2 separate regions of the Homo sapiens genome follow, and region 1 is linked to region 2. The links are chromatin contacts, found by Hi-C or POLR2A ChIA-PET in ENCODE. All regions are on one chromosome and are shown on one strand. The core of a region is the stretch at or near the end of the contact, and the rest is flanking DNA. Distances in the headings are between cores, read along the strand shown. Region 1 holds the start of CSTPP1 (centriolar satellite-associated tubulin polyglutamylase complex regulator 1). Region 2 holds the start of SLC39A13 (solute carrier family 39 member 13).

Region 1 (2,700 bases), core at 153-2,652, 470 kb before region 2:
AGTGACTCACAGGAGCCTAGAATTGAGACACATATACAATTTTAAGGGAAAGCAAGAATTAGGAGGTTTGAGGCTCCTTACTGGAGGACGCTAAGAATAGGCCACTCGGAACACAAAGAGAAGAACCTCCTCTTTCCTTTTCCTCCCAGTGTAGGTGGTCTACTGGTTTCCCAGTCATTCCTTTGATAGCTTGATTTTGTTTTCTTTGTCTCTTTTTCACAAACCTCACCTTGTTGGAGGGGGAGGGCACTAAAAAAGTGAGGACAGAGTGGCTTTTTCTGCTATGTCTGAACTGTGTCTAGTGCTACAGATCTCTGACCTGTTGTCAGGAGTGGAGAGGGGCGAAAAGAAATATTTAGGAACTTGAAAACCAGTGAATATTCTCTTAAAGAAGAAGTGAGCAATTGGGCATATAGGGAAAAAAATCTAACTGGTGTCCTCGTTTCTGCAGCCCCTCTCCCTCAAGAAGAGCAATGTCTTGGTAGGAAAAAGGAAAGACACCTGGGAAAGGTACCAAATAGTAAGGGCTAGGAATAGAAAGAAGAACCAAAGATAAAAAGGAATTGAGCCTGGGCGCGGTGGCTCACGCCTGTAATCCCAGCACTTTGGGAGGCCTGAGGCAGGCGGATCACCTGAGGTCGGCGGATCACCTGAGGTCAAGAGTTTGCAGACCAGCCTCGCCAACATGGTGAAACCCCATCTCTACTAAAAACACAAAAAATTAGCCAGGCGGAGTGGCGGGCGCCTGTAATCCCAGCTACTTGGGAGGCTGAGGCAGGAGAATCGCTTGAACCCGGGAGGCGCTGGTTGCAATGAACCGAGATCACGCTACTGCACTCCAGCCTGGGCGACTGAGTGAGAATTGAGAAGAAATGGCAATTAGTTCAGAGGACTTAATGAGTACCTTTTGTGTGTCCAGCCGTCATAGGCAGAAAAGACACATCTCTGACCTCTAGAAGCATCCAGGGTATATGCATACGTAAGCACTTTGTAGCAATTTAAGATAGTAAATACCAAAGAGATAAAAATAGCTAATGGGATACTAAGTGTTTATGGGGGCCAAAGGGCGGGGGCTATTACTGAGTTAGGATAAACAGTGTATAAAAGCAGGGATAGTTATGAAATTCAGAAACTGCGTATATGGGCGGCTGACAGTAATTCTTCGACACTGGGAAACATAACGGATTCAAAAGAATTCTTCATCTCAGATTCCTCTAAAACCAAGTCTTCAAGAATGGGAGTCCAAAGAAACCTGGACCATCGTGAAGCGACTGCCCCCGGAACTTGAGTGGCCAGCTCCACTTTGCGACACGGAGACTGTTTGTGTGACACCTCCTCCAGCTCCCGTCCCCCTTCCGCCGCGTGGGTGCCATGGCAACGGAGAGAGACGGCAACCTGGGTTCCGGAAGCCGGAGAGCTGGAGCTTTGAAGCCACCCCGGTCAAAGGATGCTGAGTCCGGAGCGCCTAGCCCTACCGGACTACGAGTATCTGGGTAGGAACCCCCTTTAACTTTGGGGAGGGAAAGACGTGCAGACGAATTAGGCCAGGGTCTGGGAGGAGGCGGGGGCGGGGTCTGAGTGGGATCGGGTCCGGGTGGTATGGGGAGGGGCGGAGAGGCGGGGGTTCCAGGGCCTGAGCCTGTAAGGCCGAGCAGGAAGGAAAAAAGCACCTGGGAAGTAAAGAATGTTTGAAGTGTAGGGGCTGGAACTCAGGCAATGTGGATTGTGTTCAAATGGGTCAGGTTGGCGTTGAGGATTTGGGGCCCTGTTGGGGTATTATTGATATGCTGGTAGTGGAGTAAGAATAACCTTGGAACCTCAAGTGCCAAATCAGTCAGCGAACATTTCGAGCTTTTCTTTTTCATTAGGCACTGTGCTAAGCATTTTTCATGCATCATTCTTCATTTGAATTTCTCAACAGCCCTAGGAGGAATTACCGTGTTTTCTTCCAGTTTTGCAGGTGGAGAAACTGGGGCTGAAGAGGTAACTTGCGTTAAGTTAGGCCACACAGCTAGAAAATGGTAGCGCTAGGATCAGAACCGGATTTGCCCACTCCAACAGAACTTGAGATATTGACTTGGCTCTTGAGCTAAGACTGTATATGTAGTACTTTGTTGAGCATCTTTAGTGTATAAGGCATTTAATGAATGAAAAAAGGCACACACACGCATAGATATGTACACACACACACATATGCACACAATACACATTTTATTTTATTTTATTTTTGAGACGGAGTCTAGCTCTGTCGCCCGGGCTGGAGTGCAGTGGCGCGATCTTGGCTCACTGCAAGCTCCGCCTCCCGGGTAGCTGGGACTACAGGCGCCCGCCACCTCGCCCGGCTACTTTTTTGTATACTTAATAGAGACGGGGTTTCACCGTGTTAACCAGGATGGTCTCGATCTCCTGACCTCGTGATCTGCCCGCCTCAGCCTCCAAAAGTGCTTGGATTACAGGCGTGAGCCACCGCGCCCGGCCACAATACACATTTTAAATAATTCATAGACTTTTATTTTTTTAAAGACGTTTTGTTTTGTTTTGTTTTGTTTTTTGAGACAGAGTTTCTCTCCTGTTGCCCAGGCTGGAGTACACTGCAACCTCTGCCTCCCGGATTCAAGCGATTCTCCTGCCTCAGCCTCCCGAGTAGTTGAGATTACAGGCATGCGCCACCACGCCAGGTTAATTTTATATTTTTAGTAG
Region 2 (2,700 bases), core at 120-2,619:
TAACCCAGGGATTCCATTTTGGAACTCAGGGAGGGAACAGAACGTCCTGGCAGTTGTATGGGCCCGGTGGGGTGAGATGGACAGAAAGCTTCAGAAGACAAGCTGGGCCACCAGGGAGAAGTTGGCGGTCTAAGGAAGGCCAACAGTGCAACATGAAGTGGGACAGGCACCAGAGGCAGCCCTGAGAGCTGAGTGTGCTCTCAAGAGCCCCAGCAGAGGGGAAAGTGACAGAGTAAATGGTTGGAGCTGCCATGGGAGGCTGATGAGGGTCAGAGACTTAAGAGACCTGTACTCAGTCGCTATCTCTGCCCAAGTGAGTACCCACATGCCCCTTCCTGAATCTTCTCCTGTACTGGCTGATTTCCAGAGAAGAATACAAACTCGAAACGCCAAGCCAGACTCCCACTGCTGTTCAGGACCTAGACGTGAGAAGTGGTATCACATACTCTGGCTTCAGGACACCCAGGTTTGAATCCTGGCTCTGCCATCTGTGCCACTGTGTGACCCTGGGCTAACAGTACCCACCACAATGGGATAATATGAGGATTCAGTGAGATAGTGCGAGTAAAGTGAATAGCACATAGTAGGTGGTCAGTAAATTGCGGTTATAAGAACTGCTATCCAGTGTTTGCTGCCTTAGTCTAACCAAAGAGGTCAGGTCTAGCTTCCTCCAGGTGAGGGAAGCACAGAGCCCTCGCCTCCCAGGTTTGGAGTTCCCATCAGCAGGGTCCAGCCACCATGCATTGGACCCCAAAGGGTTACAAGCCCTGGAGACAGTGGCCTGAGGTTCCCAGTGAAAAACCAAAGCATAAAAATAATTCGATGAGTAAGAATAAAATTCCCTCTTCTGAGGTTCCCGGGGCCAGGCCCCTCCCTGCGGCAGGCACTTCCCCTTTCCCTTGCTCATGGAGGAGCCAGGCCGGGCTGACTCAGAGCAGGAGCGCACAGTAGTCCTCCCAGCCCGACCTGGGCGGCGTGGTCTGGCGGCCGGGCGCGCCCCCGTGCGGCCACGGGCAGACTGCGGCCCTGGACGGGAAGCGGCGGCCAGATCCGCAAGCCCCGCAGCCTGGTCGATCGCGGTCCCCGCAGAGCCGCCGCTTCCGTCCCTGCCCAGCCTGGCTGAGCGCGGTGCGTGTGGCTCTCTCACTTCCGACCGACCCTCCCCTCCGGCCCGCAGCCCTGCCCAAACGGAAGTGCGCCCTCTACCCGGGTCCCCCACCGCCGCGAGGCGGAAGCGCCCTCCCGCCGCCACTCCCCCCGACCCCGCGGCACGCGGCGCCTCGGGTTCCGGACAGGCCCCTTGTGACGTGGCCGCGCGCCGGGGGCGGCCCCGGGCCGGGGGCCGGGCGGCCGGGCGGCCGGGCGGGGCAGAGCCTGGGCGGGGCGCGGCACCGCAGCTGGATGGCTGGGGCCGCCCGGATCGCCGCCGCCGCCGCCGCACGGTGAGTGCCAGCAGGACCCTCGGGGCCCGCGCCCCGGGCGTGATGGACCCGGCCGATCCCTCGCCCCGTCCGACTGGTCCTCATCAGACCTGGGCCGGCTCCCAGGACCCGGGAGTCAGGCTCGCCCGCTTCGGCCTCCTCTCCCCCATCGCTCCGCGCCCCACGCCCCATCCCTCCCTCGCTGTCCTCTCCGCGTCCCACCCGCCTCTCTCTAGCTCTCTCACTCTCTACTTTCCTCTCCCCTTGGACTCTCCGTGTATTCCCTCCCGCTAGCCTGTGGTCCCCTCACCTCTGCGTGACCGCCTCGTCCTGGCCCAGTCTTGCCTGTGGTCCCCAGTGGAGCCCCGCTGGCTTCATCAGTGCCCCTGATTAGTTAAGGCCTGGAGGTCCTAGACATGGGCATCTCTGCCACCACCCAGAGGCAGCTGCTTTCTTCCCCTCCCATCTCCATCAGAAGGTGAGGAAACTGAGGCAGGGACATCACCAGCTCAAGGTCACAGCCAGCCTGAGGCAGAGCAGACCACATTTAAACCTCATGCCCGAGTTTCCAGATGGAACTTCTCGCTTGGTTGACTCACGTCCACATCCTGTGATCGGCCGGCTGGGCACATTCCTGCTGCAGGGAGCCCCAGGCCTTCCCTGGCACAGGCAGGGCCTCTGCGCCTCCTCATGCCGGGTACATCCACCTGCACTTTCAGGCTTATCTCGTCCTCACAGCTGAGGCAGGTGATATTGATCCCTGTCCTGCAGATGAGGGCACTGAGGCTCAGAGGGGGGGCTTCAGAGATTTGCCCAGAGTTAGACAGCTCAAAGTGCAGCATAGAATTCACCGTGGGGGCTCTAAAGCCTGCGCTATACAAGAGAGAGGCATCCCCTGGCTAAAGGCTCCTTCCTCATCAGCCCCATCTCCTGTTGCCCTCAGTGCCCTGGGGACATTGGTCTCATGTCCTAGGAAGAAGCGTGGATGGTCTTGCCCTGGCTCATCTGCTCAGTTTCCCCACGTATGTCTCTCTGAATCCACCCCATCCCCTTAGAAGGGGTGCCTCAGTCTCTGGGGTGTCGCGGGCGGCAGGGCCTCCCCTGGCAGCCAGAGACACCCAGCTGGGCCGGGCCGTGCCGCCGGTGGCTGAGGAGAGCCAGCCAGCGCCTCACCCTGTCATTAGGGAAAGTTTAGCCTCAGGCGGAGGTGCTGACACAGTCTGGAGCTGCTCAGAAGGAAAAAATACGCAGTGCTCAGGAGTAGGGTGTGGAGACACAG

Evidence for each region. Hi-C counts contacts between places; a loop is a spot of excess contacts on that map. ChIA-PET counts read pairs that join two places held with the same protein, here RNA polymerase II (POLR2A). Pooled maps may share reads with other maps.
Region 1: a loop to region 2 is called in a map of CD8-positive, alpha-beta T cell, with 4 times the contacts of the local background. The contact joins the promoter of CSTPP1 here to the promoter of SLC39A13 in region 2. A Hi-C loop is called at or near these places in 4 of 168 maps with a recorded cell type or tissue (CD4-positive, alpha-beta T cell, CD8-positive, alpha-beta T cell and naive thymus-derived CD4-positive, alpha-beta T cell), 5 of 37 single-sample maps with no recorded cell type and 12 of 50 pooled maps. POLR2A ChIA-PET finds 5 or more read pairs at or near these places in 3 of 52 experiments (H1, activated B cell and activated T-cell).

Annotation. Positions count from the first base shown.
Region 1 is chr11:46,935,359-46,938,058 of GRCh38, forward strand. It overlaps CSTPP1 (centriolar satellite-associated tubulin polyglutamylase complex regulator 1), which reads left to right and starts at 1,403. Exons shown (of 9, transcript NM_024113.5): 1 at 1,403-1,493. The coding sequence starts at 1,448. RefSeq lists an enhancer at 1,261-1,470.
Region 2 is chr11:47,407,221-47,409,920 of GRCh38, forward strand. SLC39A13 (solute carrier family 39 member 13) reads left to right here and starts at 1,370. Exons shown (of 10, transcript NM_001128225.3): 1 at 1,370-1,442. SLC39A13-AS1 (SLC39A13 antisense RNA 1) reads right to left here and starts at 2,062. Exons shown (of 4, transcript NR_182308.1): 1 at 1,732-2,062. RefSeq lists enhancers at 652-1,474, 1,763-2,629, 2,630-2,700 and a silencer at 883-1,672.